Regions from separate parts of the Homo sapiens genome. Here region 1 is linked to region 2. Evidence: read pairs that join two places in POLR2A ChIA-PET (ENCODE). Cell type or tissue: PC-3. All regions are shown on one strand. Each heading gives the region's core, and the rest is flanking DNA. Links, peaks and the distances in the headings are about the cores only. Region 1 overlaps FMNL2 (formin like 2). Region 2 overlaps FMNL2 (formin like 2).

What was found. Peaks named below come from ENCODE experiments on the same cell type or tissue, not always from the same donor. Only the 100,000 strongest peaks of a DNase experiment are listed, where the experiment ranks them.
Region 1: POLR2A ChIA-PET joins it to region 2 with 25 read pairs; 2 of 35 experiments call an interaction of 5 or more read pairs at or near these places.

The regions. Positions count from the first base shown.
Region 1 is chr2:152,570,338-152,586,649 of GRCh38, forward strand. FMNL2 (formin like 2) reads left to right here. Exons shown (of 26, transcript NM_052905.4): 7 at 4,799-4,907; 8 at 8,551-8,627; 9 at 10,619-10,712. Among named protein-coding and RNA genes, the nearest start is that of PRPF40A, 140 kb to the right of the region's middle. In PC-3, for the core only: no CTCF peak of the experiment used is centred there; no DNase peak of the experiment used is centred there.
Region 2 is chr2:152,516,558-152,532,869 of GRCh38, forward strand. FMNL2 (formin like 2) reads left to right here. Exons shown (of 26, transcript NM_052905.4): 2 at 5,386-5,469. Among named protein-coding and RNA genes, the nearest start is that of FMNL2, 190 kb to the left of the region's middle. In PC-3, for the core only: no CTCF peak of the experiment used is centred there; a DNase peak (open chromatin) is centred at 8,944; H3K4me3 peaks cover 923 bases; H3K27ac peaks cover 2,157 bases.

The DNA of each region.
Region 1 (16,312 bases), core at 4,003-12,002, 54 kb after region 2:
CAGGTAGTTCTCTTAAGTTTATGTAGAAGAGGGGCTGGGAAATTTGGTGCTGTTAGTTTCCGTACAAAATCAGCCCTAGATATCCCTTCCCTATTGTATTTTTCTACAAATGGCAGGAGCTCCAAAAATTAGACTCAGCTATTTTCTGTCTCTGGGAAGCCCTTCTTTTGTGTACAAGCATCCAGGGCCCCAAAGGCTCTTCTTGCCAGCCTGGGAGAAGAAAGGCTATCAGCATGGCATTTAGATAATCAGCCTCAGTGGTCCAGGAATTGGGTCACAACTTCTCCATATTTCATTTCCTGTTTTTCTCTTTGGAATCTGAGGGAGTCCTTTCCAATCCTCACATCTCAGGGAACCTTCCCCAAGTCACCAGAGAGACCTGATTGTTCCATCACCTTCTTAGACCTGTTCCCATCAACTTGAAAGTTACACTTCAGAATGAATAGGTTGGAAAAGTTACACTTCAGAATGAATAGGTCTCTAAATGTCTGTTATGGAATGCTGGTGAAATGGTTGAATTAAGCCCTCTGAAAATGTTCTCATCCATAAAAGTGATAAGAAAACTGGCAAAAATTACTGGAATAAACTTTTTCAGAACTCTAGAAATTAAAGTCTTGCAGTAACCCAGGGAGCATCTATTCAGGAAAAGGGACTGATTCTCAGAGCAGGAAGTTTTGTGGCATTTTAACTTGTTCTCATTCCCATCCCTCCCTCTCCAGTTCCACAGTAGCCTTGAAAACCAGTAGCTGCAATCACAGTGAAAACCAGCAGCCTGGCAGCCTCTGGCAGGGGCAGGATGGCGTTGGAGTGTCTTCAAAGCACCTCTGCCTCCTCCTTTTCCTCCTTCTCCTCTCCTGGCTCTCCCTTCTCTGAGATTTGAGAACTGCTGGTGGAGAGGAGGGCCCAGGGGAGTGCATTGCTGCTGAAACTGATTTCAAATTTCAGTTTAGGGAACATGCACCATTAGCTGTTGACAGAGTCTGGGATCATGCAAGATGTATTACATGGGACAGGACTAAATAAAGCTCATGTGTGCCAATTATCCATGGGAGTCCATGGAGAAACTGATGCTGCCTCTCACTGGAGCTTTTAAAGTATACCACAGTGAATTGGAGGGACACTCTCCAATTTGGTTCTGCTCAAATTATGTGAAGTTTCATAATAGCTTCAGGAAGAAAATATTATAGTAACCGTTTCACTTTATGTAATTCTGTAACAGAACACATGCCAAGGGTGTTAGTTTGCCACAGAGGTACTCATGCCTCCTACTGAGTCACTGGCTTAATCCCTGCAAAGCTCAGGCCTTTGTAGAAAGTTTATTCAAACAGGTAAACTAGGATGATCAGTGTTTGGAAAACGAAGAAAGTTTAGCCTAGAGGGCTGTGGCAAAGGACCTGATGCAGGCTGCCTTATCCTCTCTTTCAAAGATAGTATATTGAATTGATTTATTTGTGTTAAGATGATTATACAACAGCATCATGTATATACATTATTTTATAGTTATAACTAGTTTCATTTGAGCGGTTTGAATGTTAATTGGTGACGGATTACTGCTGTGATTTTTTTTTCAATCTTAAGTGAATCGGTGTGACATTTATTTAGTAGAGTTTTGGGGCACTAATCAATTAGCCTCATCTTTTTTTCTGTGGAAACTGTTTGCCACTGAATTCAGCCTTATTGTTATCTAGGTGGACATTTGCAACACCAGGTAGTAAGATTTTCAAAGCTGAGTTTTTCTAATGATATTTGGTTCTTCAGTCCTGTGTATTGTGGAGGGATTTGGTCTCATCACAGAAATCTGCAAATGTGCTTCATCGGGTAGATCAGGACCAGCTCTCCATCTAAAAAGGCCTTCTAGGAGACATCCTACAGGGTGACTGAGGAAGAGTGTGATGATCCCCTTATCTAGTTAGCTCTCTATCTTAAGGTCTAAACCTAGACCATCTCAGTAATGTTTAGCATAAACAATAGGTACTTAGTAAAGCCAACTTTGGGGCTTAAAAAAGAGATTTGGTTTGATTTCCTGTGGCTGGTGAGCACCAGAGGCCATTTCCTCTAGATTGCTTACCTTGTCTAGGTGTTCTTGTTGTGGTAAAGTGGCTAATATCTTGTAAATCCTCATTCTGTTGCTGTTTTAGGGTCAGTAAAGCCATCTCCTCAGGGAAGTGGTTATTAGATAGTGTGAGCTTCTGCAGGGCGCAGTGGCTCATGCTTTTAATCCCAGCACTTTGGGAGGCCAGGAATTCGATACCCACCTGGGCAACAGAGCAAGACCCTGTCTCTACAAAAAAAAATTTTTTTTAATTAACTGGGCATTGTCTCTTGAGCCCAGGAATCTGAGGCTGCAGGGAGCCGTGATCATGGTACTGCACTTCAGCCTGGGTGACAAAGTGAGACCCTTGTCTCCAAAAAATACATGGTATCAACATCATGCGTTGGAGCTGAATTCAAAACCTGTTTTTTTTTTTTTTTAAAGTAGTCATTTACTCACATGGTAATTAAAGCAAAGAAACCAAATATACAGTTACAAAAATTGTCAGATTCCATAAAATATGCATGATGAAGAATTGATTAATGTACATGCTAACCCATGGCACAGTCCCTAAAATCTAGTCTTGTATGTTTAAGATCATCCTAAGTTGAGTCCTTTGAAAGTAAATTTTCAGAGGTAAAGAATTATGACATTTCTCAGGGTGCATTTATTTAGTGAGAGGAAATCCTTTTAAAATGATTCTAAAATATAGAGCAAAATTTCCTATTAAGTCAAAAAACATCCTCACTTTCCTAATAAGTGTCATATATAGAATAAAGATTTAAAAAGAGAAACTTGCTTACCAAGGTATTGGCCACTGTGTTCTGTAAGAGATGCCTATATGCTGCTGTTTTTGACAAACTAAGCCTTAATTCACCATGATGAAATAATTATTCAGGGTGAGAAATGACACCTATCTAGGACTGAAGCAGAAAATGCTGCCAGGATGACAGGATGTGAACATTTGATAAAGAACTAGCCAGCACAGACAGCTGTAGGCGGTAGCTTTTTCACATGATCACCCAGCAGATTGTTGATGAGTCAGGTTGATGATGAGCAACTCGTGGAAAGTGACTGTCCTAAATCGCAGTGAGGAGACTTCTGGTTTTGCCTGGTCTCATCTCATCCCTTATTTGCTATGTAGATGTAATGTCTCTGGGCTTCCGTTTTCTTAACTGTATCAAGAAAGGATTAGAGTAAATGATACCATAGCTCTTCAGTGCTATGATTTTGTTGTTGCTGTTATTGGTCGTGATGGAGGTTTTTAAATTTATAATGTTATTATTTTAGACATACAAGTTCAGATACTACCTTTTATTACTACTCTATTTTTATATAAACAAATAATTGGAGAAAATAATTTTTAAACCAAATACCATACATTTTAGAAAAACTTTAGCTCTATTGTTTTTGAGCATAGAATACAACTAATAAACAAGTTTCTCATTTTTTTATTGACATTTATATATTGCGTATTTTCTAAAGTCTTTAAATGTTAATAAGTATGTATGTGTTATGTCATATTAAATGTATTTTAAGTGTTGATCCAGAAAATGTATTTGAGATTAGCTATCTACTGCAACAAATAGAAGCCCTTTGTGTTAATGTTTGGGAAGTAGAATATTATTCTAATTAATTTTGTTGCTTTCTACACTCCATAAAATAATGACAGGGACATTTTAGCTTCTTAGAAAGAGACTATTGCAATATAGATCAAGAACTGGATCAGTAAATAAAAAGAAAGAATGTGCTACATTACTTTACACCTCTTAAGAAACACAAATAAGGCTGGGCACGGTGGCTAACGCCTGTAACCCCAGCACTTCGGGAGGCCGAGGTAGGTGGATCACGAGATCAAGAGATGGAGAGCATCCTGGCCAACATGGGGAAACTCCATCTCTACTAAAAATACAAAAATTAGCGGGGCATGGTGGTACACACCTGTAGTCCGAGCTACTCGGGAGGCTGAGGCAGGAGAATCGCTTGAACCTGGGAGGTGGAGGTTGCAGTGAGCTGAGGTCGTGCCACTGCACGCCAGCCTGGTGACAGAGCGAGACTCTGTCTCAAAAAAAAAAAAAAAAAAAAGAAAAGAAACAGATGTGTAAGGTTTGTCTACTTGCTGGAATAATGAAACTGTATTAATATTTCAAAGTGATGCAGAAATATGACACTGTAGAGAATAACCTCTCCCATTTTCCTTAGAGACTGGTTTTCATTAGTGTATCTTCTCAATCATTGCTGCATATGAATACAATTTAACAAAAGGCAGTTGATTCCATTCAAATTACTCTTTCTTTTTAAAACTTAGATTACTTTGTTTTACACTGGAAGCTATTGCTATCAACTAAAAATGAAAACTCTTTCTAGTAAACAGTCATGTACTTAACAAGTGATTCCATTAAAGAAATTCAAGACTGAGGTTAAAATAAGAAAGATAGAGGAAGGGGAAGAACTTCAGATGTAGATTAAGAAGATGATATATGCTTGGGTCTCATTGGCTGTGTGATTAGTTTTTAAAGTTGTACCAGTCTCTGAGACCTCCAAAAAGTGTGTTAACAAGCATACCCAAGATGGGCTTATGGCAAAGTGACACATTATAAAGCTGTATTTTAGAGGTTGAAATCAATCTTACTGTTGCCATTTGGTGGCGGTTTTAACCTACAATCCTTGTTTTGGTACTGGTGAAGAGTAGTGTCTGTTAAGTGCATGTGCCTATGCTAAGAAAGTAACCTGTTGTTTTATAGAAGTTTCTCTTTTTGTTTGTAGATATAATACATTGCCAAGCAGAAGAACTCTGAAAAATTCAAGATTAGTGAGTAAGAAAGATGATGTGCATGTCTGTATCATGTGTTTACGTGCCATCATGAATTATCAGGTATGTTGGAGCTTCTGGTTCTTTTAAAAAAAACCTGAATTAATCAGACTCAGAAATGACTGCTGGGTGCAGTGTACACCGCTTGGGCGAAGGGTACAATAAAAGCCCAGACTTCATCATCCTACAATTTATCTGTGTTACCAAAAGCTGCTTGTACCCCTAAAGCTGTTGAAATTTTTTTAAAAAAGAAGAAAAACCAACCAAACAAAAAAAAAAACAGACTCAGATTTTGTTCTCTTTGGTTTCTTTGTATTATTTCTATTTGAAGTAAATGCCAGGATTTAACGAGATTCTATTAAAAAAGAAAGGCCTGGTTCATCCTAATTCTCAAGGTTTAATTCTTTGCTCTCATATTTTAATAAATATATATAATTTGTGACGTATTTAAAGGAAAGGTGTTTTCCTCCTATAGAGATAAACTTACCTAGATTGCTTGGTGAATGCTTGTGACTACTAAAGATTGAATAAGCTGCTGTTGCAGGTAGTAATGAAACAACTCTAGAACACCAGGAATGGATAGAGACAGTGGTTCTCAAAGGGTTATATGGCAAACAGGCAAAAAGTTACAATTATTGACAGTTGGGCTCAGTGGTTCCTAATCTTTATAAGAAGCACCTAGAAGATCGTTGAAAATGCAGATTCCTCCTTTGGGTAATTGAGATGCAGGTTGACCCCACTGTAAAAACACTGGAAGTTACGGTGGAACACGTGTGCTGGGTTAATCTTAACAACAAAGTGGAAGTTAGAGCCTGTAGTACCTAGCGTGAACTGGTAGGGTCATCAGTTTAATTAGGTCAGCAAAGCAGGGGTACAGGGGTTCCACTTAGAAAAGTGGAATTCAAATATAGAAATAGGATTTGATTTCCATTAATATGGATGCTACAGTGGGTCCAAGTAGAAGTGGGAGATAAATACATAGGTCGAGGGTTGGTGTTAGAGTTCAAACCAACACAAAAGGTGCTGTGTTAAATTTAAGAAGGGAAACATGCATTTATTCTTTCCATTTTTTTTTGAACTTTGCCAGACGGCCCCTGTTCCACATAGGCAACTGAGAATACAGCATTGAATAAATCTGTGGCCCAGGGAACTTACTTTCCAGGGAGGGGAGACAGATGACCAACAAATAAATTGGTAAAATGTATATGTTCCAGATAATAATGATGAAATGAAAGCTAATGCTTACATGTTACACTTTTCAGGTCTAGTGCTTTTAAACCTCTTAAGTCATGTAAATAGCCCTGTGAGATCAATAATATTACTCTCCCCATTTTACTGATGAAGCTGGGACACAGAGAAGTTTGGTAATTTGCCTAAAATCACATAGCTAGTTAGTAGTGGAGTCAAGATTTGGACCCAGGAACACTTTGAACCCAGAGAACCATTACTAAGTACTGTAGAAAAAATAGGAAATAGGAACTGCTGAAAATGTGTGCGAGTTTTAAATAGGCCAGCTAGGGAAGGGTCACTGAGAGGGTAACATCTAGTAACAACTTGAATGAGGGAGCAAAGGGAGGGATATTAGGGGAAGAAGGTTCTAGGCAGAGAAAAGGGCAAGTGCAGAGACCCTGAGGCAGGAATGTCTGGTTTGCCCAAGGCACAGAAAGGAGGCTTGGCTGGATCAGAATGAGTAAGAGGGAGAAGAGTAGAAGATGAAGTCAGATGTGACAGGGAGTTTGATTATGTAGAGCTTTAGAGGCCGCTGAGAGGACATTGACTTCACTATGAGTGGAAAGCTATTGAATGGTTATAACGACATAATCTGACACTTGCATTTAACATGAGACCATGCTGGCTTCTGTGTTTAGGTTTGATCTTGGCCAGGCAAAGGCAAGAGGGGGTAGACCATTTAGGAGGCTTTTAGCAGTAATTTAGGTGAGCTTTGGTGGTCATATGGACTAGGATCATAGGAGTGGAGATGATGAGAGGTGGTCAGATTCTGGTTTTATTTTGATGTTAAAGGCCACAGCATTGGATATGAGGGAGAAGGTGAGTAGTAGAGGGTGGCACCAGGGCTTTTGTCTTGGGCACCTGTGAGATATATTTGCTATCTACAAAGATGGGAAGACTGCAGGATAGATGGATTTGAGGGAGATCATTAGGAATTCTGTTTCGGGGATTTTAACTTTGAGATTCCCCTTAGACATTCAAATGGTGATCTTAGGTGCATGGTTGGATATGCCAGTCTGGATTTCAAGGCAGTGGTCTAGGCTGGAGTTAGACATTTGAGAGTAATTAGCATATAAATGGCATAGGAAGCCAGGAAGGTGAATGAGATCAGTAGGGGTAGACTGAGAAGTAAAGAAGTCCAAAATATGAACTCTAGGGCTCTCTGTTTAAATGTCAGAGAGACGAAGAAAAGCTGGCTAGAGAGCCTGAAAAATAGCCAAGTAGGAGCCAAGTGAAGGACATATTTCAAGGAGAAGGGAGTATTCAGCTCTGTTAGATGCTGCTAAGTCAAGTAAGATGTGGAGTGAGGATTGGCCATTGGCTTCAGCAAAGTGCAGGTCTTTGGTGATCTTGGCAAGAACAGTTCATTGGGATGGTGGGGGTGAAATGCTTGATTGGAGTGGTTTCAAGAATGAGCAGGAAGTGAGGATTTATACTGAGTGTCTGGAGGAGTTTTGCTGTAAAGGATAGCAGAGAAATGAGAGGCAGTGGCTGAACACAGGTTGTGGTATCAAGAGAGGTTTTTATTGTTACTTAAGATAATTTGCATTTTTTATGCTAATGGCAATGAGTCTATGGAGAGGGAAAAATAAGGGGGAAGGGAGGAATTTCTGGAACATATGATGTTCGTGAGCAGATGCGAGGGAATGGGATGGAGGAAGGACTCATGGGAGGGGTTGGCCTTAGTTTGGAGCACAGAAGAGTTCCTCTTTAATAGGAGGTGAGGAGGTAAGCCACAAATCTGTGTGGATAGATTGATGTGGTATAGGAACTTCTGGATGTTTTCTCTGATGAGCTGAGAGTGAGTTTTGAGGAGAAAGAATATAGTTGACCCTTGAATTTTGTGGGGTGTGAGGGGTACTGATCCCTGGTGTAGTCAAAAATCTGTATATAACTGGAGACCTCACCAGTAGCATAAAGTCTGTTAACACACATTTTGTATGTTATATCTATTGTATACTGTGGAGTCACCCTGGAAGCTTAAAAACTCAGGTGCCAGGTCCCTGTAATTGAGATTCGGAGTAAATGTTTTGTTTAGTCTTCCAGGGGAGTTTAAGGAGCGGCCAAGGTTAATAATCACTGGGCTAGAGCCTTTTTATCATTTTAATAAAGAGAAACATGTAGTTCATTTGTAAAGAATGGGAAGATAATCTTTTGATAATAGCATCATTGCCGATTTTTTTTTTTTTTTTTTTGAGAGATGTGGGTCTTGTTGTCCTGGACTCAAGCTGTACCCCCCGCCTCAGCCTCCTGAGTAGCTGGGACTGGAGGCACAAATCATTGCATCTGGCATTCTTGAAATTTTTAATAGAGAAATATGCTCTGACAGTGATATACTAGAGACATAAGTGCATTTATAATGGTGTAAGTTTCATTAGGTAGATACTTCGGGTTTTTGGTTTTAAATCAATACTGACAGTTCCCTAACTTGTCTCCCAATGCTTTGTGTTTCTTTTTTTTTCCATGTTAATTTTAGTATGGTTTCAACATGGTCATGTCTCATCCACACGCTGTCAATGAGATTGCACTAAGCCTGAACAACAAGAATCCCAGGTAAGCTGCTTTTGTAGTACGCAAGTCTAAATCTATCTAGAGAAAACAGAGGGCTAGTCAACACTTAACCAAGTTTGACTTTGGAAACTTTCAAGTGTTAATCTCTGAAATAAGATTGGCTATAAACTCTTTGGCTGTGTAAGAATTTTTCCTTTTAGCCAAGTTACATTCTTAGATGGGCCAGAGTTGAGCAACTGGTGACAATTCTAGCCCTTCACTGTTCTCCTCAAGCTTTTGTTCTTTTGAGGCCTGGTTTCCAGCATCCTTGCTGCTAAATTTGGAGAGGATCAGGTTGCCAGGACTCGGGGGCCAGGAGAGTCTTGATAAAGATTTACGTATATCAGTTATTGCTGGAAGCTAGCTAAAACCACCATCCTTCGTCTACACTTCGCTTGATAACTTTACATATGTAGCTTTAATTACTGAACGAAAATAGAAAAATAATTGTAGTGGCCAGCCGCAGTGGCTCATGCCTGTAATCTCAGCACTTTGGGAGGCCGAGGCAGGCAGATCACCTGAGGTCAGGAGTTGCGACCAGCCTGGCTAACATGGTGAAACCCCATCTCTACTAAAAATACAAAAAATTAGCCAGACATGGTGGCACATGCCTGTAATCCCAGCTACTCAGGAGGCTGAGGCAGGAGAATGGCTTGAACCCAGGAAGTGGAGGTTGCAGTGAGCCGAGATCGCACCGCTGCACTCCGGCCTGGGTGACAGGGCAAGACTCTGTCTCAAAAAATAAAGAAAGAAAGAAATAGAAAAATAAAATTGTATATGCAGATTTCCTTTCATATTCACCACCTTGTAAAGGCTAGCAGCAGATATAATTCACATCACACGTTAGTCGTAAAAGCCAGTCTTCATCAATTGTAGTTATTTTAATGTGCTTTCCATTTTGGTGAAGTATTCTGTACTTCAAATGTGCAATTCCTTTTCATCCAATACCTCTCTGTAGACAAAATATCTGAAAACTGTTAATTCAAAAATCTGTTTATAAATTAGCCATTTCTGATTTGGAAAATGCAACACGAACTATCAAGTCCTCTTTACTGAATATTATTCTTTCAAACTTCCCCTGATTAAACCTTTTGCGACTGTGCGATTCCTTCCTTCGTTTACTAGAGTCCTAAGTAGCCATGCTTCTGTGTCTCTGCCTTCTACTACAGGGAAGACATTATTTTTTAAAAGACAATTGACATTGTGGAGTATCAGAACAGTTTTTGTTTAGAAGTTGGTGAAAGCTGTTATTCCAGAAAAAAAATGAAATACTTAAGTGGTCTTATGATTGAAGAAACAATGCTGTTTCTTTCTTGACATTGAATTTGAAAACTTAGAGTGTATCTCCATGTTCTCCTTCCAAAAATATTTCAGATTGAGTTTTATTTTCTTGAGTCAAAGAAAATATTCTTGTGTTAGTAAAGCTAGTAAAGCTGTAATCCAGCTCCTTCCAGTTGTCCTGCGTAGGAAGAAGAAAGGACAGAAACTTGTATTTTCGTGGGAGATTTATGGATCTGTCCCTACATGAGCAGATTTGAAATGTAGAACATGAGTTTCAGTTGATTTTGAACTTTTTTTTTTGCAAATGTTCTCTCACTGTCTCTAAAACCAGAGCAAATACTTAATCAATAGTTTGTTTTTCAGCATATTCCCATTCCCTTTGTTTTTAGCGTACCAGTAAACATTTTTCATCTGTATTGTACTGAGTCACCTGATGATAGGTCTAAGAGATTATTCTTCTCAGAACTAGTTTTCATTAGTGAGTGATTTGTCTTTTTGGTAAGTATACCTTCCAAATTTGCCATCTTAGACAAATCACATATGTAGTAGTCAGTAAAGGTTTAAAAATGTACTTTGATTAAACTGTACCTTAGTAAAATTTTTTAAAAATGTAAGGGCAAATGTTTTATTCTCATGTATCTTGGAAGGAAGAAACAGCTGACTCATCATGCCATTTTCACTGATTTGTGTTTTTCTTCTTCTTGTTTTGGCAGAACAAAAGCCCTTGTCTTAGAACTGTTGGCAGCCGTTTGTCTTGTCAGAGGCGGGCATGAAATCATTTTATCAGCATTTGATAACTTTAAAGAGGTAGGCTACACTATAGTTTTCATAAGAATACTCACACATCTTACATTTGGACATCTTTGAACGGAATTATTTACCTTTTCATTTATCCTAGGGCCTAAGGAATATAATAGTTAATTTCTAAGATCTCACTGAGAGGAATGTAATGAACTTAGTCTAAATTTGGTATCTTATTTCTAGGATAAGTTAAAAATAATCACAGTACTCTTTTTTTGTTGTTGTTGTTTTTGTTTTAATTTTTATGTTTTTAGGGAACATGGAATAATCCAGTTTGAAAACCGGTTTTGTTACATGTATGTGGTTTTCATTGGGGTTGATATTGGCACTTGATCGTCCACCATGCAAATTTTATGAACTCTTTCATCACAGTTACTTTATTTTTGCTGGATGCTATGAAAAACCTGGCAAATACTGGCACTGATTCTGGGAGCGTGTAAGCTTAAGTGGGCTTGTCACAGCCAAACAATAATGCAACAGTTGAGCATGGTTGGAAACGGAGACTGTCTGACCACAAAGAAAGGAGGGATTACACAAAGACAATATGACGCCGCGGGCCCTGCCCCAGCGTATCCAAACATCACCGCCGCGGGCCCTGCCCCAGTGTATCCAAACATCACCGCCTAGATAGTAGCTGCTTTCCCACAGGGTAGTGGGCAGTGTTGTAGGACCAAGAAGAGTACCTGTTTGTTCCCCTGGTATATGCCTGACATCAGAGGCTACTTTGAGGTGAGAAATTACAAAGTAGTCCTTAGAGAACAGGTGGAAGCCCAGGTTACAATAGGACCCTTCGCCAAGTTGTGTGTTATGCTAGAAGTCCCATTTAATTCCAAATGCTTTTGGATTAAGACCCGAGCTGGATTAAAATCCAGGTCACAGAGGGACTGTTTTCTCTCCTCTTTCCTGAAAGGTTCTGAACTAGAAACTCTGATAGTATTTATTGAGAACCTACTATATGCCGGGGCTATACCAGCTACATGCATGGCATCATTTGGTTCTATAAGAACATCTTTGAGACAAATATTAATATCTTGATTTTAGCGAAATTGAAATACATAGTTTACCTGTGGTCACATAGCTAGATAAGTGACAGAGCCAGGAACAGGACTTGGTGCTCCTGATCCTGAACTTCCTTGAAATGTGTTGAAGTTGTGGCCTTATTGTTTGTGAATCCCTTGAAGGAAATAAGGGAAATACTGAAATGAGACAGGACTTCGGAGCTATTTCCCCTGCCTCCTACCTCCTTAATTGGATTTACTGCCCAGCTGCCAAATGTTCTAGACACCAGCCTGTGAGCCTCTGCATAGGCTGGGAAGCTTCAAAGATGTGAACAGGGCAGACACTCCTCTTGCTCCTTTATTTGCATTGCCTCCTTACTGCTAGTCCATTCTTTAAGATTTTGATATTATCCATTTTGTAAATGCCAACTGTGGAGACAACCAAATATTATCTTTTTTTTTCTTTCTATTGAGCCCCAAAGATAGTGAAAAAATATCCAGCTTCCAAGAGAATGAAGAAGAATAATAGTGAATCTTTAAATTCATATTCTGGCTTCCAAGACAAATAGATTTTAGAGACAAGAATGTACGAATGCTTGTCTGTGAATGTTTTTATATATCATGTATAAATATATAAATTTTACATTTATAAATAAGGAAGTATGTTTGGGTGGATGGGTTTAATATGAAAGAGAAACAGTATGTGCAGCTCATATAACGCCCAAATCTTTATCATTAGGTCATATTTGAAAATATTGCATGCTGAGTACTTTTCACATTGGAAACATTTACTATATAGTTATCAGTGGCCCTTGTTATAATGACTCATATTATAACAGGAATCTGATTATACTGCAGGTCAGATTATATCCTAAAGATATATTTGTATAGAACAAGAATAAAAGCCAGGAATTCATGAGATGAATGATAATATTTTTTTCTCCTAGGTAAGATAGAGTACCTTTCTTATGCATAGTAGGCCCACAGATACTTGCAGAATTGAGTTTTAACTCTTTGGTGTCAGACTTATATATGCTTTAGCTATTTAGGGTGTAGTATGTGCTTAATTGAAGAAAAATGTAATCCTAAGTCTAATACCTGGACAATAGTAATGAGAACTAAATTACTTTTGACATTGAATTCTTAGAGCTTTAACCAAAACTGGCCTCATTTCTGTAATTAATCAGGAGTGATGGTAGGTCTTCAGGTACTGTCCTTGGCATAGGCATTTGCATCTGATAGAAGGTGATAGCAGTGGGCTAGGGGAGGTCCTCAAATGCTGGTGGGACCCCAAACCCTGCTGGTGTCTAGGCGCTTGACATCCTCACAAGAATGAATTCAAGTATGAGTTAGAAAATAGTGAAAGTGTGGAGATTTATTGCAAAGCAAAAAGTACACACTCAAGAAAGGGGAGTGTGGGCATGCTTGAGAGAGTCACACAAGGTGGTTTGGGGCTGCTACCTTTATGGATTTCTTTAACCAAGGGATGGAGTATTCACGGAGATTCCTGGAAGAAGCTGGAGATTTCTCAGAACTATGGTGCTACCCATTTTTACCTCAAATAACGATGTTCTGGAACTGTCATGGCACTGGTGGGTATATGATTGAATATGTGAATGAGCATAGAATAAGGTCCTAGGAGAAACCTGGATCAAATCCAGCACCATGTTGGACCCAGTTTGTCTTTGCCAGCTTGGCCCACACCCTGTTTTTCAGGGTCTTATCAGCCCCAAGCTTCTGCAGCTATTTCAGCAGTTTCCTTTTGCTTAGTCATGTGAAACTGCTGCCTAGAATTTTTTATTCTGCTGCAACCATCCTGCATTATTCTTGTCTAAAAACCATATAGACAGACCAAGCAAATGGATTATTATCCTAATAGCCATGGGAATGAAGACAAGGTAGCAACATGCCCCCGACAAACTTAGTTGTTATAGATAGGTCAGAAGAGCCTCAACCGATTTATCCAATCTTGAGGTGCAAAAGGTGTTATTCTGTGTTGATCTTGCTTTCTAAAACATGCAATGCCGCTCACAGCTCAAAGTCTCTTAAATCCCTTCCTCTTTTTCTCCCATCTTTGCGTGAGTGAATTTTTTTTTTTTCACATCATAGTAAAGTGAATTCTTTAACCTCTTTAACCAAAATGTCATTGGAATCTTCTGGTTTTATAATAATATTCATTATTATATTCTGGCATGCCTGTGCAGATAGGGTTTTGTTCAGTGAATAATTCCTTTTGAGCCACATATGGCAGAGAGAGTACCATACCAGGTACCAGGATACCAGGAAGGAGGACCAAAGAAGAGTCTTTGCCTTCGAGAAGATTGTTTTTAAAGCTTTTCATCTTTTTTAGTAAGTTGGGATTCCATTCATCTGCCTAAGAAGGATGAAAGGATTATCTTTGTTTTTATTGGCAGGAATGAGGGGTGAAGTAGGGGAGTTCAACATCTATTTTTTGCAAATAAAGTAATATGCTTTAGAGTAGCCAGATCCTTTGGGCTTTGATCACTGTTAGAGCATAGCCAAGCGTACTAACGCAATATGGAACCAGATGCTAGAAAGACATTTAAAAGGCCATGTATCTTAAGTAGTTTATGTAGCAGGATTTTTCCCCCTCTACCTCTTGAGCCAATAAATCCATTCTATCTAATTTGACCACCACTAATTAATTAGTTCAGATGTAAATTAAAGGAAGTTATTATTTGGCTGTTGAAAGATTTTTATGTATGACTACATCATTTTCTCATGTTTTGATGAATATTTAGAATCCCAATCTTATATTTTTTTTCCTTAAAAAATCTTGCTACAAATCTTGTAATAGCTGAAGTGCATGTTTTAGGAAGGCAGGGAGCACCTTTAGTTTAATGGTATGTGATGGTGGCAAGAATGTTAACCCAAAGCTTTGCTTATGGTGGGGGTGGGATTGGGGTCTAAGCCTGATGTCACTGAGCAAACACATACATGGCTTCAATGTACATGATGACAAATGAGTCTTAATTACATGAATACAGATAGTAAGCTTATACTGTGCGTGGTTTGTGACATGCCTGAAAACATGAGTGTATTGAGTAGATGAAGACTAAATCATTAACAGTCAACCATTGTGCTCCTTGAATTCTTTTTTCCTTAAAAAACAATTTTTTAAGGGGATTAACACATCTGGTTTTGTGTTGAAATATCTCTTAACGAAAATTTATGGTCTTGAAATAAAGACCAGGGTGAGAAAAAGGAGTCATCTATTTTTTCTTATTGGCTAATTTATTAATAGCCCCATGGAAGGACATATGACCATCTTACCTAAATTGATGTTTTCTTAGTTGTGTGGCAGTGTATATTTTTGAGCCCCGAGACTACCAAACAGAAAAAAATACATTTGGAAGTAAAAACCACCCTTTGGATATTTATATTAGTTCAGAGTCTTCTTTGCAAGAAGCAGAAACTGACTCTAACACATAGAGGAAAGGGTTGATCGAAAAGATGTTGAGAAAAGCACAGACTTGACAAGGAGCCTGGAGAACCAGGCTTGGAAAATGGGCAGGCATTCCTAAAATGTGGCTATACTCTGGCTCTGCCTTTGAAGCTGCGCCACCAGAAATACCATTTGGGGTTCTGGTCATGCTTTTTCTTCTCTTCCAAATGACATGGACCATAGCTAGCAATCTGCTGGCTCATAAAACTCTTATCTACTGGTTAAGGACCTCAACCAGTCCCCACTTCAGATTTCTAAACACTACGCTTCATCTCATTACCAAGGGGAACCTTGAAGTCTTCAACCTAGCTCTTGCTCTCAACTTTTTCTTAGTCTTTTTACTTTTTCCATTATATTCTTTGATATATTTGAGAAAATGGCTTGCTTTTAAAAAGTGTCTCCAAAGGTTTGGCAAAAAAAAAAAAAAAAAATGCTTCCTTCTGAAGTCAAAGAGGAAAAGTACTGAGGCCCTGTAGACTCTACAGTGGAACAGCCACTATGACATGAGTAATAAAATCCTCTGAGGGCTTTGAGGCACCAGCTCTCCCAGGCTGCTGGGAGGTGCACCTGGAATTCATCAGGATTTCGGATCAATTATAACTGTATTCTCATCTGCTTCTGTAATGACAGCATCTGGCTTTAGCAAAAAAGCCTGAGTTTGGTTATTAAAGGCTCAACTCCCTCCCACTTTTGACCTTCCAGTACAGAAAGATGGAGCCTTGTTGAATGAGTCACTCGAGGCCACCAGCACTCTTGTGCACAGCACTCTTGGCAGTAGTTGTTCTTTTTTCTGCCTGTTGCTAGAAGGCTTCCTAAGAAAGCTGATGTGTGGTTTAGCTACTGGGCATCTGAAGGCACTCGTGCTACACATTATTAAGTTGAACTAAGAAAGCCTGTCAAGTTTTATTTATAGTGGACCAAATTGGGCAGGAAGGAGAGTGAAGATTTTGGTGTGCTTCCAGCATCCCTCTGAGTTTAATCCCATGTAATCTAACCTCCCAAGCATTTGAGGGTATAGGATTGTAAATCTAGCATGAGACCATCCAGATAACTTCCTAAGTGGTAAAGTAAGGGTACTCACATTTTTCAGTCTCTCATTGAACTATAAGCAATGTATTCTCTCAAGTCTCAAACTGTAGGAG
Region 2 (16,312 bases), core at 3,351-11,350:
AAGGACAAAGATATATTACATAAGGTGTATTTCATACTGTTCAATTTCCCTCCTGTGTGTCTCCATATCACTGTGGGTTTCTAAGTATGAGCCTTGAGAATATTTGGGTAAAAGAAGGATTTTACAAGTTTGCATTAATACCATGAAACCAGGTCAGGAGCTGATATCAGAAAACTCTGTTTTGCTACCACATAGGTCTATTTGGTTGTGAATGATTTGGGCACCATCATTCTGTTCTGTGTTGTGTATGATAATCTGTGGGTATAACTTGAGATGTATAGGCTACCATAGATTCTTCTTCACCATAATTACTTTCTTTATAAAGTACTCAGGAATTTTGGGATATTCTATTTTTCTTTATTTTCTAGTTATAATTTCTATTTTCAAAAGGTTCTGAGATGGAAAACACATTTAAAAGCAAATTAAGATTGTACAATTATGGATAAAAACCAAAGTAGAGACCATACATGTAACTACCACTTGGAATAGATACCAATCTGAATTAACTGGCACTGAAACAAAGTTCAGATTCATGGTTTCATGGTTTATTGTATGTGGCAGAAGACGCTCATTTTTCTTTTCAGGAAAATATTGCTAGAATTGAAGATTTTTTTCCCCCGTGAGTTTTTTTTGGAAAATAATAAGCAACAGATATTATCATGGAATGATGTTTTACAAGAAACTGAAATACTGTTCAGTGTGTAGACATTGTTAATAGCTATAATATAAATCCTAATTCATTAAGGATATTTGCAGGCTGGGCAGTATGGCTGATTTTGTTTGCTCTTCAGTATTCAACAACCTGCTTAATGCCTACCGTTTGCCATACTGTGCCATACGTTGATGGTTAAGAAGAACATCAAAAATTGTTCTTGAAGCACTCAGTCCAGTGGGAAATTTAGGTAAGCATACAGATTGTTAGGGTACAGTGTACTAGGTGTTATATTAGAGACATGTAAACAGTGCTGTTAGAGCCCAATGAGAGGGTATGTCTTCCTGGAGTAGTGGGGGGAAGGTTCTAATGATAAATGACATTTGAATTGATTCTTACAGTTTGCCAGGTTGAGAGTGGAAAGAAAGGAACAATTTTACAGAAATAATACTCTTGGATGATCTAATTTATTTTAGCTAGGAACTTGTACAATCTAGAAAAACAATAATTAACATCCACTGAACTTTTCAATTCAAATATCATATGTCTTCCATCGACCTTTGGCGATACTTGCAGGCAGTTACTTGGTGATTAAGTTGTCTCAGATGCCTACAGTGCGGACATTCTGGTATATGGTTAAAGCCCAGGAAATATGTTGGATGGAACAATGGATGAAAAGAATGAAAGGAGAGCCCTATGTCACAGATGTCACTAAGAGTGGGTGAGGTAGAGTTGTCACCGTGTTAGGAAGACTCGGAAATTGATTGATATTTTCAGCCAAATAGATGAGCAGTCCATTTTTATAAAGGCAGCAAAGGGACCTGGAGATAGAGCCAATATTTTCCTCACACAGTAACTTGGACTCATGAATTACCTGCTCAAACATTTAGCTTGGACTCCAGAGTCTTGCCCTGAACAGCACAAGAGGAATGAGTTCACTCGAAAGAAGTTTAAAGGCAGTTATTACCAGCTAATCACAACATCCCTGAACTTTAACCAGACCTCTGTAGAGTGTCTGATTTTAAATAGAACTGCTTCCTCATGGTCCTTATGGAATTATTAAGCTGTACAATGTATGTCTGAGTAGCTCAGAGGCTTGGCTCATGGAAGGGGTTATTTTAGATGCTTGGTGAATGATTACCCAGTGGAGCTTTAGTTTGGATGTATTGATGTTGCACTGCTACTTCTGACAATAACTAATCATGCTCAAAAAGACTTCTTAAGTCTCTTCTTGTTCAGAGATTCAGACCTTTCTTTTGACCTCCAGAATCATGTATCTACCTGCCCACTTGAGTGCTCTCTTGGTTATCTCATAGCTATCTCAGGCCTAAACAGGGTCATTTATAAATCTTATTCTTCACCAACTCCTCCAGATTTATTTTGCCTTTTGTTACGTGCCCCTCTTATTAACTGTACCCCATTCACTTAGTGACTCAAGCTGGAAACAAGGTACAAATCCTCCCCAGCCCTTAAGTCTAACCAGTCAGTTTCACTTAATATTTCTGACATTTGTCCACCTTTCTTCATTCAACGTGCCATCGACCCCATCTAAGCTGCCATCATTCACTTGAACTGCTTAGTCCTGGCCTCCTACTGGCTCTCTGCTTTTGCTGTTTCTAATCTGTTCTCCTCATAGCACCTATTGTTATCTTTGAAAAACAACGTCATTATGTTATTTATCTGCTTAAAAGCCTTCAATGGCTTCCCGTGGCACTTCAGATAAAATATATTGACCCTGGTCTGCATGTCTAGGCATGATATGGCTTTGACTCACATTTCCAACTTCATCTTTTTCTCATTCCTTCTCTTTTACTTTCTCTCTGGCTGTTCTGACTTTTTTCAGCTCCTTAAATGTGGAAAGCTAATTCCTGCCTTTGAGGCTTCCCTTGTTCACTGTGCCCAGTGTGCTTTCGTCCGCCCTCTGCCTGGCCAATCCTTCTCATTTATTGGGACTCATTTGTTACTTTTTCCTGAGAGGTTTTTCCAGACTGTCTAATCTAAGACTACCCTCTGATAACCTTTCTCAAGCCTTACCAGAGTTTAAAAAGCTTTGTTTGTTTCATATGTGTCTCCCCACCATAACACAGTGCTCTCTGGGCATCGCGTCTGTTTGGATTCCCACCGTGCCACCCAGCATGTTGCACAGGGCTTGTACAGGGGCAGTGCTCCATAAACATTTGTTGAACGAAAGACTCTTTAATCAAAATAAGAGTTAGTCTGGAAGGGGCATCTTGCCTTTCTCTTTGCAGAAAACGACAGAGCCTGTGTGTAATTCCTGTGGCGATGTTTGCCAAGTGCTTCCACGGGAATGTCTAGTAGAGTACTAATAGAAGGTCATAAGCTATTGCCGTTTTGCTCTCCTGCAAAAAAAGCTTGGTGGCATATTCAGAATTTATCCTTGGGAGCCTAACAGACTAAGTTTAGGTCCTGTCTTTGTTCCTGTAAAGCTGTGCAACCTTGAGCAAGTTAACCAAATTCTCCCGGGTCTATTTCCCTATGTTAAATGGAGAAGATTATGTCTATCCCACATGCTTATTATGAGTATTAACTGAGATTACATATGCAAAGTGTTGAATGGAGTACTTGGCACCTTGTAGGAGTTCAGGCATTCTTTTTCTTATTCCCTTTATATCTCGAGATTAGTGAGGACTCAAGAGGAAAAGAACTCATTTAATTTATAATCTTATTGTTCTTACTTAATGCATAATTATAGCTGGGGTGCTAACATGAAGGTCAACACCAGTTTAAGAGGAAAACCTCCTTCTCTGGAGTGCAAATAAGCAATGATGGACTGACCATTTACCAGTAAATAACATTAGACTTCCTCAGAAAGATACACATGAAATTCTCCTTTGCCTTATCCCAGGAGTTTTTTTTTAACATTGTCAAATTGTAATAACTAATAATTACAAATAGACTTTTTCCATTGTAGTTCAAGTAGATATTCCATGAAGACAGGCCATATGAAAACATTTTCCCATATTAGATGTTTCTATATCTAAGAAGCTTTGGCAGTACCATTGAAAACTCTTTATAAAGTCCAAAGCTCTTCAAAGTAATTGTCAGCTTTGAGGGGGGGTGATTAAAATATTAAATATTTTAGGCCAGGCATGGTGGCTCACGCCTGTAATCCCCGCACTTTGGGAGGCCGAGGCGGGCGGATCATCCAGGGGTCAGGAGTTCAAGACCAGCCTGGCCAACATGGTGAAACCCCGTCTCTATTAAGAATACAAAAATTAGCCAGACATGGTGGCAAGCTCCTGTAATCCCAGCTACTTAGGAGGCTGAGGCAGGACAATTGCTTGAACCCAGGAAGCGGAGGTTGCAGTGAGCCGAGATCGTGCTATTGTACTACAGCCTGGGCAACAGGAGTGAAACCCCATCTCAAAAAAAAAAAAAAATTAAATTAAATATTTTAAAGACAGGTTATTGTAAAATCTGATGGATTAGACTCAAATAGGTGGCAGATATACTTAAGGCATACCAATCTAGATGTTAGATTGAGTTTAAGGGAAAATGCTTGGTTTAATTTATCATAATCAGTGGTTGATTTTCTATCATTAAGTCAGGACAGCATACTCACCTTTGCCTCTGTTAAACTTGTTTCACCCTATAACACAAGACAATAACCATGACCAGGGGAATTGTTTCTCCCTAAGCCAAGTCCTTCAGAGAGCTAGGAGCTTGAGTATTAAAAGTTCAAGACCTTTGCATTTGTCTGCTTGAATATTGACCCAGATAAGGGACTACATTGTTTATTTAGGAATAGGTGTGACTTAGAGTGCTGATGCCAGGGGATAGACAGGATGATAAATAGGTATAATACTTTAATTGACTACTTAGCTCAGTTGTTTAGCACATGAGAACTTTGGGGAGGCCAAAAGAATAGATCTGAATTCTTTCTGAGGCTCTCTTACTCTGCCATGGTCTTTTGCCAAAGACCTCACTTTGCATCCAAACCTAGTATCTTAAAAATGTGTATGATTGGTCATTTGGGACATTAGATTCATGACATGTGAAAGTACCTGGGAAAAAATCCATGACCAGCACTACAGAAGGTGTGCTGTGTTAAGAGGAGGGTTTATACGAGTGCTGATGTCTGGACATCTCTTTTGCCTCATGATTAATTTCCTACTGCAAACTCACCTTCATAAACCAATATAGCTCAACTGAGAATTGTGGTTATTAATGTTGACATAAATGTTAACATATGTCCTCAAGGAATACTGTCATCTCACAGAGGGGACAAAAAATAGTTGCATTGTTGTCTTTTTTTTTTTTAATTCTTTTCCTCATAGTTGTTTATCAAAGTGAGTATAATTTGAATCTATCAGTGATTCTGATCATTGTGTTCTCTTTTGGTGTTTTCTGTTTTGTGTCTGGTGGGGCTACAGTGCTTTACAAAGAAATTGGATACCTTGTGACCTTTTTGTTGAGTAGAAAGGGAGTCTGCCAAAGCGACAAGGCATCACCTTTGCTAAAATGCAAGTCTGATTGTTCAAAGCAGATCATCTCACATGTCCCACCATAGAACTTCAGAATTTCCCGCCTCTCATCTAACCGATTTGATGTTTAAGTGACTTCTGTGGGTGTTTTGGTTTAATCAGATACTAGGAATTGAGAGAAAGTCATGAAAAAACCATAGTGGTATTATTTGGTCTGCCTGCAAGTTACCAATTTGGAAGCCTGCTGTGGAATGTGACATCTTTTCTCTCTTTATTTTTTTTAAACAGAATGCTATGAACCTACCTCCTGACAAAGCCAGGTTACTGCGGCAGTATGATAATGAGAAAAAATGGGAACTGATTTGTGATCAGGTAAGAAACAGTGACACTTTCTTTTATGAAAAAAGTAATGAAAGAAGAGATCCAGTGTGAATTTTATGGTATGTCAATATCATGATTGAAAAACAAGATATTTGCTTCTGCGACAGAGATAGGAAAAAAGAAGAGAACTTCAGAGAAATAACAATATGTTTGTGTGGATCTTCTTTGGATCCCAGTTTGAACAAGCTAATTATTAAAAAGACTTCTTGAGAAAATTGGGAATATTTGATTAGTGACTGAGATGCTTCCAAGAAATTATTGTTGATTTTGTTTGATCGTAAAGTACATAGAATAATACTGGGCACATAGTAGGTGCCTCTAAACTTGTGTGGCTGCCTCTGTTGCTGCTGAAGGGCCCAGATATTAAATATTGTGACTGTTACTGTTTTTATTTTCAACTTGTCCTTAAAAGATTCAGAGAAAGTTATATCAAGTTGATATGGTTTGGCTGTGTCCCCACTCAAATCTCATCTTGAATTCCCACATGTTATGAGAGGAACCCGGTGGGAGGTAATTGAATTATGGGGGCAGGTCTTTCCTATGCTGTTCTTGTGGTAGTGAGTAAGTCTCATGAGATCTGATGGTTATCATAAGGGGGCGTTTCCCTGCACAAACTCTTTGCTCTTTTCTGCCTCCATATGAGACATGCCTTTCACCTTCCGCCATGATTGTGAGGCTTCCCCAGCCACATGGAACTGTGAGTTCTCCATTAAATATCTTTCCTTTGAAAATTGCCCAGTCTCAGGTATGTCTTTATCAGCAGTGCAAAAACAGACTAATAGACAAATATATCATTATCTGTTATCCAAACATACTTTATGGTTTGAATAGCTGTTATATGATGCTGTCAGAAAAAGCCTCAGCTATAGATTTCCAGTCTAAAAATATTACTACCAACCTTATTTGTGAAGCCTTAAAATTATGACTGTGGGGTGGTGTTGATATCCAACATACAGGACACCCCCGGGCCCCAATGCCGTGTGCACGCAAATATTAATACAAATATTAATTTTACTTCTTGGATACAAATATTAATTTTACTTAAGCATATAGCATGGATATAGTATATGTTATTTAGGATACATGTTAACAGGAAAGGTACACAAAGTGATAGATAATGTTAAAGAAATTGATTTCCAAAAGAAACTATATAAATAAGAGTGTGAGGACTTATGGAGAAATTATTTCAGGTTTCAGTTTCATGAAAAATTACCATATGGACATGGTGAATCATGGAACTGGTCATTGTTTTCCTTGGCTGCTAAGATGCTCAGAGACAGATTTGTGGCCTGAGCCACAAATTTGGTATAAATGCTTATAAGAGACCATTTATACCAACTACACAGTACTTCAATGACATGTGTTTTACCAACCTCATCCATGGCTTCATCTCATTATTCCTGCCTGCATTTTCCCTCCACACTGATATCCTCACTGAAAAAAACTTACATGAAGTTGTAAACTTTTGTAAATTATCATTTTGAACAAGATATATTTAAATATATCAGCATTACTGGTGAACAAAGATTATTCTTGCATTGATAACTAAACTGAAATGTTCTCTATGCTATAGGCATTGTACAAATTAGTGCATTGAATCTGTTCTGCTTCTCTCTAAGGAAGCAAATATGGAGTGTCACAATAAATGCTTTCTCATGACTTGACTTTATCATGAAGTGGCCGTTCATTATTTAATTTGGGGCATCCATTTTTTCATACTTCTGTATGATTGCATTAGTCTATCACTTTGTTTTGTAAGTATTTATTTAAGTGTGTCTCCCTCAAGAGTAAGTTCCTTTAGGATATGGGCCTCTAACAACTTGCTTAGTGCTTGAAACGTGCTTATTGAAAACATGTTGAATGAAAGAAATAATGGCTAATATGGAAGACAGTGGAGAGGAAGCTTGCATTATTGGCAGAGAGGGCAGAAGGGAAAAAGCAGTTGAAAGAGGTGGCCTGGAAGACTAAGCAGAAGTTTGCTGTTTCCATATCCTTCTCACCTTCCTCTACCTGTCAGTGTGGTTTGCTTTTGGTAAAGGAAAGCAATTCACTGCTCATTTTTAGGAATTACTTTAAAGAGAGAAGGATAACATTTTTAAATGTAATAATTCAGTGGTACTAAATACATTCATGTTGAAGATAAATATTTCTTAATATGACAGATGCTGATAGGAATAGAGAATAAATTCCAGAAATTCTGTCCCAAATTTAACCAAATTAAGATTAAATCCCAAAGAGCTTTCTATAGTAACAATATTGCAGAAATGCCTCTTGGTCCTTTCCTGACTCATTGCATAAATACAAAGATGACCTGAGCTTCTAGTGGGTCTCAAAGGTGAAAGTAACATGGGAGACGTGTCTAACTAATTCTGGAGGGAGTGGGGCTACGGAAGCCACGGAACAGAGACATCTGTGCTGGATTTTGGGTGCAGTGAGGTGTATCCCAGCGTACCCATTTCTGTGTTATAGTAGGTGAACAGAGTTCCCATGAAGACATTATTAATTTAAGGACTCTGTGGGGACACAGAGGCAAATTTTGTAGTGTGAGCGTAGAAAGCTAGAAATGTCAGGTTTCTTTGATAACTGCAAATAAAACCCCTGAAGCTACTTAGCTGTAAGAGCTCTTTCAGTGGCATTTACACTTATGGAAAGAGAGAAAGCCCCTTAATCTCACTTGTGCCTCAGTTTTTGGTGCAGACCCTGTGCTGCACGTTTTGGTTTTGGAGCTTTGGCCATTTCCCGTAAGTTTAGAACTCTTAGCACAGTGGGTACTGTGGATAAATGCTGGTTTAGGGGGTTTAGAGATCCTGGATGAATTTAGACTTTTAGATCATTTATATCTAGAAGGGCTGTTAGAGACCATTTATCCCAAGCCACTCTGACTTTACTTTTTCTATTGAAAAAGTTAACACATGCTTGTCCAAGAAAGCTTGTGGAGGAGCATGTGGAGTGAAGTGCGCGTCCCTTCGCCTTTCCTATCTGTTTCCCAAGCCCCTTATTTTATAGATGATGAAACTGAGGTTCATAGAGCCTAAATGAGTAGGCCAATGCCAAGGTCACCCAGATAGTGAAACGAGAACATCTGTTTCCAAACTCTACTCACAAGCTTTTTCATTTGTTGCCTGTTATACCAGGGATCTGGAAACAAGCCATTGAAGCAAAAATTATAGTAGGTAAGGGTTTCTTACCGAAGTTTTGTGTGTGGCTGCTCAAATGATTTAGGGGGTGCCTACAGAACTTACAGGTTGTGGATTCATAACTGTGCCCCTGCTGGATGATCAAGTGGAAGTGGTTAGTCAAAGAATTCAGGACATTGGAGATGACTAATGCAGATGGGTGTAGATTCCACCAACATATAATCCAGTCCAGAAGCTGTTAGAGGTGCCATCCCTATGCTGGGTTATAAAAGCTTCCTTCTGTGTTTGCTGTTGCTGAGGGTGTGATTGGTTATTTTCTGTGGTGATTTGGCATGAGTGGACCTTGCCTCCTGATAGCTGGCTGTTGCTTTGCATAGTAGCCTTGGGGCAAGGGCCCAACGGAAGGGTGAGACATGGAAAATCTCCCCTTTCTTTACTTATATAAAGCGATGGAGAGAAGCAGATTAAAAAACAAAACAAAAGATGAGCGTGAAGAGGTAGCAGGAAATTGTAGCCACTTAGACTCAGCTTCCTGTGCGAAGCGTTTCAGGGAGGTCAGACTGCATCTCTCCAGGCTTGGCATGGGTCCTGATCTAGGGAAGGGGAAGCCCTCTGCTGCCACTCAGCCGGAGCAGAGTCAGGCCAGTGGCACTAAGAAGCCTCATTACTCTCATTGTGAGAGGTGATCTCTTGTCTTTTTCAACACAGCTGACCCATACCATATACATGTATTTAATCATTAAGAATATAATTTTTTTTAAACCCTTTACTTGTGGTCAAATACTATTTCTTTAAAAAAGAAGGGCAGGTTTTTTACTGGAGAACGTGCATCAATATTTAAGCCAATTTGCCATTGGAATTAAATTTTCTAAAACATTAAAGAGCAAATATATCTCCATGGTTTTTAGTGTTGGTTATTTTTTTTGAAAGTGTTCATGTTTTTGTGAGCCAGTTAAAGCTCTTTCCTGCCTAGTAAACAAGTACTACAGAATCCTGATAAATTAGTTCCTGTGGGCCATTCCAGGTAAGGAGGACTTGTCCTTGGAGCACCAGGGGTGCTAAATGAGTAGTGACAGTGGTGGCATTTTTATAGCCTATTTTGATGTTGGTGGCTGCTATGTTAGAGTCATTTGAGCAAGCATAGGAAGAGCAGAGACAGTGGTGAAGAAGCTGAAGGAAAAGATGGTGATGCCAGCAATAACCTTTCCCTGGCCCTTTCCCTCCTTTTTGCTCCTAGACTTCAGACTTAGTCTGCCTTTTAGCCCTGTTTCCCAAGTTCCAGGCTTTGATTCTACATTTAGCTATGCTCACTCCTTTCTGGCTTCTCACTCCCAGCTGTTGGGATAGCAGACAGCCATTTCTCCCTCTCCTTCTCCTCCCTTCCTTCTATCCTCTGGCTAACTGACATGCTTCCTGTACTTAATATGTTAAATTGGTTATATTTTTATCAAGTTTACAATACTGTGGTATGATTAAATGCTATTTTAAAATTATTAGGTTTTTGCGATCTGTTTAATTCTTTTCAAATTTTGTCTTTTGACCCTTAGTTTTCTCTTATCATTTTGATATCCAGTCTTCCCCCTCTATACATTCATTCTTTTGATTGTGCATTAGTCAGATTTTTTGTTTGGTATTTGTTTTCTAGTTCATCTTTTTTTTAAAAAAATCGGTATGCACCTTATAAAATTTTTCTCTTGTATTCAAATAAGGTCATCACAATTAAAACGAATAGTAATTTCTTAATATCTCCTGTTGTCCAGTTTATTGTTCTCAATTTTCCTTAAGATGTTCTTCCTATCTAGTTTGCTCAAATGATAATCTGGTACAGGATCAGTCACATATTGTATCTGGCCATGTATTCCTTAAATTACTTTAAACTGGAGTAGACTTTTGTTTATGATGCTCATGTGGTGAATATAGTAGGCAAGCCCTCTTGTAGAAAGTTTTGTTTTCTGCACTTACCTGTTTCCTAGGGGTGCCTTAGCTCCTGAGTTTCCTGTTAACTAGAAGTTAGACTTGAAGTCATTACAGATTGATGTTGAACATCTTTGTGAAGAATATCATAGAAAAATAATGTCTGGTTGTCCCATCATTAAATAAGTTTGGCCAGTGACAACTTGATGGCCCCATTGTGTAACTGTTTTCCCCTTGTGCTGGAGAGAATTCTGTTTGGTGTCACTTTGTCACCATATATACGTCCAGTTACCTATCAACCTTGTACCTAATGGGTTTGAAACCAATTGATAATCTTTTGTTGAATCAGTTTCATTACAAACTGGAAAAAGATTATTTTCTAATCTCTCTTTCCTTCTATTAATACAGTAAACTAGTAACTAGAGCTTTCAACTGGGACTTGGTTTATCCTGGAATATAATTATTCCTGGAATTTTTCCCCTCAATTGCCATTTTTTTAAGTAAGAATTTGGATTAATAGATACCTCATAAGATGACCAGTGGGTTTTCTGTGGTCTCCTTTTTTGAATATCACTACGAACTCATGAATTTTCATGGGTTCATCATGTTTCAATCAATGTGATATTATTTTTGAGGCTCATATGATCACTTCTTTGATCTATGGGAATCCCTTGGTGCTGGTTCTTGTGTCCTTTTCACATGACCCTCTTAATCCTTGAGAGCTTGTTTTATGGTATGAAACATATCTTCTTTGTATCTTAACTTGTATCTTCTTTGCCCAGGCCCAGGATAAATCATTTCTCCAATGATCCCTTTTCTTTTTAGTGGGAGGTAGTATTAGAGATGAGGAAGTGCATGCAAAAGGTTTTTATAGCTGCTGAGTGAATTTGCTTCTCAGTGTAAGTTTCTAGACCTTGAAAATACAGGTCCAGAATTTATGGATTCAATATTTTCAAATCAATTTTCATTAATTTTCTTAATCTCTTTGATTTTATAGTTACCTTTCTTTTACAATGAAATGTTTGATTCCTAACAGTAATATAATTATTTACCTTTTTCTATCATATAAAAACTTTCAAAACAAATATGAGTATCATTACTACCTAAAACATTACTAAGTAAATTACTGACTGTAGTATAAGGTTTTTTGTAGTTTTCTGTGCACCAAATGATAGGGTAACGAATAGATGCTATCTTAGCGTCCTACGGCTGCCATAACAAATTACTGCACATTTGGTGGCTTACAATAACAGAAATGTGTTCTCTCATAGACCTGGAGACCAGAAGTCTGAAATCAGGCTGTTGACTGGGCCTTGTTCCCTCCCAAGGCCCTAAAGGAGATTTCTTCCTTTCCTCTCTTTCCTTCTGGTGTCTCTGGGCATTCTTTGGCTTGTGGCTGTGTAAATCCAATCTCTGCCTCCATCCTTACCTGGCCTTCTCCTCGTCTCTGTGTCTTTTCTTGTCTTTTATAAGAACAGTTACTGGATTTAGGGCCTACATGGATAATCTGAGATGATCACATCTTGAGATCCTTAACTTCATGGCATCTGCAAACACCCTTTTTTCCACAAATGGTTATACTCACTGGTGGTTGGGGGAGGAGGTTAGGACATGGCCATATCTTTTGGGGGCCACCATTCAACCCACTACAGACACTAAGATGTATAATGATTCACATAGTAAGGTTTTAATTTACATAATCAGGTTGGATATTGTTGGCCATTGGGGGTCAAATTCTACACAATCAGGGACCCAGGTGAGGCTATTTTCAACACACAGCTTCCCCTTCACCCTGGGAGTCATCTCTTTCCAGTCAAAGGGAGAAAGAACATGCAAATGCACACCTGGGAAGTCTGTGGGCCAGGCCTGGAATTGGCACATATCACCTGCACTCTTACTTGTTGACAAGGACCTGCAAAAAAGGATGAGAAACGGAGACTAGCTGAGCACCCACGGGGAGAAGAAAATGTTTGTTAAACAACGACTGCTAGTCTCTGCCACGATTACCAATTTTGATAGTCTTATAGTTCATTTGTTTTAGGTTGTATTCAGTATTAAAACTTGCCCTTATGTATTCATTAATTTATTCATTGACTAGGCATTTAGTTTTATAGGTGAGGGAAAGGAAAGAGTGAGGTGAGACATGGAGTGTGGATCTGAGTTTTCCTTATAAGTCAAGGAAAAGGCTCCAAATGGTTGGTAGTACCAATTTGTTTGTCCCGAGTTCCAGCAATGTACCAGACAAGAATTGGCTGTGGGACGAGGTTATTTTTCCCACACCTCAGAAGAAAAAGAAAGGCATTTTGTATCTTTGCTACTTTCTGCTTGAGATTTCGAAGGGACTCTTCATTTTCTTGAGCTCTCCAAACCTGAGAAAAGGCACTGAATTAATTGCTGTTGAAAAGAAGTCAAGTTTCTTTTCATTTCCTTCCTAAAAGCAGTTTCCTTTCCTTTAAGACTCACTCCAGGTCTCTGATTCTTTGATTCTGAAACACTGGAAAAGCAATCAAATAGCAGATGCCAACTCTTTGTATGTTGAGCTTTTGGAGTTTTGGAAAGTTGGGTCTGAACCTAGAAGTGAATTTACATTACGTCTTTCCTCTTCTAGAGGTTTCCTTTGGCCTATAGCTTTCACATGGGAGAGAAAAATGCTGGCCTACCCTACAGAGATTGGAGTCAGGGGAGAGAAAAAGGGAGAAAGGTAGTGAAAAGAGGAGAGGAAACAATTATCCCTTTTAAAACCATCCTTTTTGGTGGCTTGATAGAAATACTCTGTCAGAAATGCTGTTTGGTATTCGTTGCCAGAGCTAGACATCAAGGGCTTAGTCTCGTTTGAAATGTTTAGGCTTTAGAAGGAGCAAGATAAGTGGGGAAGGAAAAAAAAGAAAAGAAACTTTTAGGCTGTATTTTGCCAAAATGTATATCACAGTGCCTGCCTTCCTGCCTAGCAATACAAATGGAATTATAGATCCCCCACTCCCACCCCACCTTTTAAAAATGACTTAATTGCCTGAGCTGGCTTAGACTACGTGGTTGTCTTGTTTAAAGTAAAGTTTATCATATGAATGACTTTTATAAACTTGAGGACACTGAGGTTGATCTTTGACTATCTTTTAGAAAATCATTGCTAAGCAAATTAAAATGATTTATTAAGGCAGGTTAGCTAAGAATTTCTACCAAGTGATACAGATACTACCTTATGTCATTTTAACATTTGACTATTTAACTCATACTCTTTGTTTGTAGAAGGCTGTTGTTGCTCACCTTTCACACACAAACACACACACACACAGTCAAAGGGCTTTCTAGAAGTTGTACAGCAAGTGCTTGAGCTGAAACTAAAACTGAAGTCTACTGATGCCTGATTCTGAAAAATTTTATGTTTAAAAAAGTTTTTTGAGAAAACCACCATACAATTGTAGCTTCTCCACCATCAAGCAATTAAATAATTAACTTCACCTTGTGAAGCGTGATGTGCTAGATGCTAAGACCACCACGCTTCAGAAAATATTATGCTGAATGTTTCAAAACAAGGTTGAAAAAAGATACATACACTTAAAAGTAAACTGTAAAAGACTAAATATATAATGGAATGCTCTTAGCCCAGATACATACTGTTTCCTGGTTGCCTACAGTGTTCTTGATGAACTTTCAAGGAAAGAAAGAGTTTAAAAGAAGTCATTTTCTAAAGTCATTGAGGAAATTGAGGTGTCTACAGTCTTTATCCCTGCTGCAGTAGTAAAACAACATTTATTTAGGTAGCAGAAATACAAGGTAAGTTGGTTTAAATTTCTAATGATACTGTAGGTATTTGGGAGTACAGCAAGACTGGAGGAAAACTAATTAGAAATATGGTTTGGGTTTTGTAAGAAACAGCTATACATAGGGCAGAGACTGTGTATATCCTCCGTCAACATGGCGGATACTAGCTGTGGATGAGTCCAAGGCTTGTAGCAGCATCTTCAGGTACTAGAAATATCCTTATACAGATGTTTCTTACCGGTAAAACCACTGTTGGTTCTCTTCACAATCAATTGGACCACAGCCACTTAGTTATTGATATATGTACCCATATTTTCAGATAGAGTATAACTTCAAGTCAGTCTAAAACCCTATAAGATGAGCACATCTAACAGGTTAGGTGTGTGCTTATATATTTTTGTCCTCAGCAATGACCCATTTAGAGGGACCTCCTTTCTACTTTCCTTCTCTGCCTATCCTTAGATCCTATTTGAAAGTTTGGCTTAATGATTGATTTTGACCATGTGGGTCACAGATTGAAACTATTGTTTGCTTAATCATGGGATCTGAAGATGAAAAGAAAGAATGTGGGGCTAATTTGAAGGGGTGTTTGTGTTTATTATGCTAAATGTAAAATCAAGATGTAAGATCTTTTTTTTTTTCTTGAGACAGAGTGTCGGTCTGTCACCCAGGCTGGAGTACAGTGGCACGATGTCGGATCATTGCAACCTCCCCCTCCCAGGTTCAAGTGATTCTCCTGCCTCCTGCCTCCCGAGTAGCTGGGACTACAGCCGCCTGACACCACGCCCAGCTAATTTTTGTATATTTAGTAAAGACAGGGTTTCACCATGTTGGCCAGGCTGCTTTTGAACTCCTGACCTCAAGTGATCCCAGAGTGCTGGGATTACAGGCGTGAACTACTGTACCCAGCCTAAGATATAAGATCTAAGGGGAAGGCATACAGTGGGATCACTGGAGCCTGGGTTTAAGATGTAGGTCTTCATGTTATTAGCACATGTTGCTTTAGTTTTTATGTTTTAGAAGGAGAATATTTATATATCTAGGAGAATGGGATGTGGTTTAGGGGTGAGGGTGAGGTACAGAAGTTGGATCAAGCTAGTGAATTAAGCAAATATGAAATGACAGTGAAGTCGTATTAATGGTTTGTGGTATGGAGGTACATTTTTAGCCTGACTAAAAAATTGTGGTGCAATTACCATAATTTTTAATTCTTTAAATAGAATTATGAATGATATGTTTTTGAAATAGTAAAACTAAGGTTTATAGGATCCCTTGGAGTACTTTATTTCCTGCAAAAGTATTAATTGACAAAGATGAATATTTGGCTTGTCTCTGGTGCATTTCTTCTTCATTAGGGCAAGATAAACTTTTTCAAGAGAGTTGTGCTCAGTAACAAAGTAAATAAATAATATCTAAAATTACTTTGATATACTGTTTTTAATTATTTTTATTGAGGTCTAATTTATATACAATAATGTTCACCAGTTGTGTTTTCCAAAGTGGCTAGACCATTTTGCATTCCTACCAGCGATGTAATAGCGTCCCTGTTGCTCCAAATCCAATCAACCCTTGGTATTGTCAGTCCGTTAAAATTCTAGCCATTTTTATGGGCATATGGCAGTATCTTACTGTGGTTTTAATTTGCATTTCCCTAATGACTAATGATGTTGAGCATCTTTTTATGTGCCTGTTTGACATTTGTATATCTTTGTTGAAGGATCTGCTCTGTTCAAATCTTTTGCCTATTTTAATTTTTTTTCTTATTTTTTTTTTTTTTGAGATGGAGTCTTACTCTTTTGCCCAGGCTGGAGTGGAGTGGCATGATCTTGGCTCATTGCAACCTCCGTTTCCTGGGTTCAAGCGATTCTCCTGCCTCAGTCTCCCGAGTAGCTGGGATTACAGGCATGCACCACCATGCCCAGCTAATTTTCGTATTTTTAGTAGAGACAGGGTTTCACCACGTTGGCCAGGCTGGTCTCAAACTCCTGACCTCAAGTGATCCACCCGCCTTGGCCTCCCAA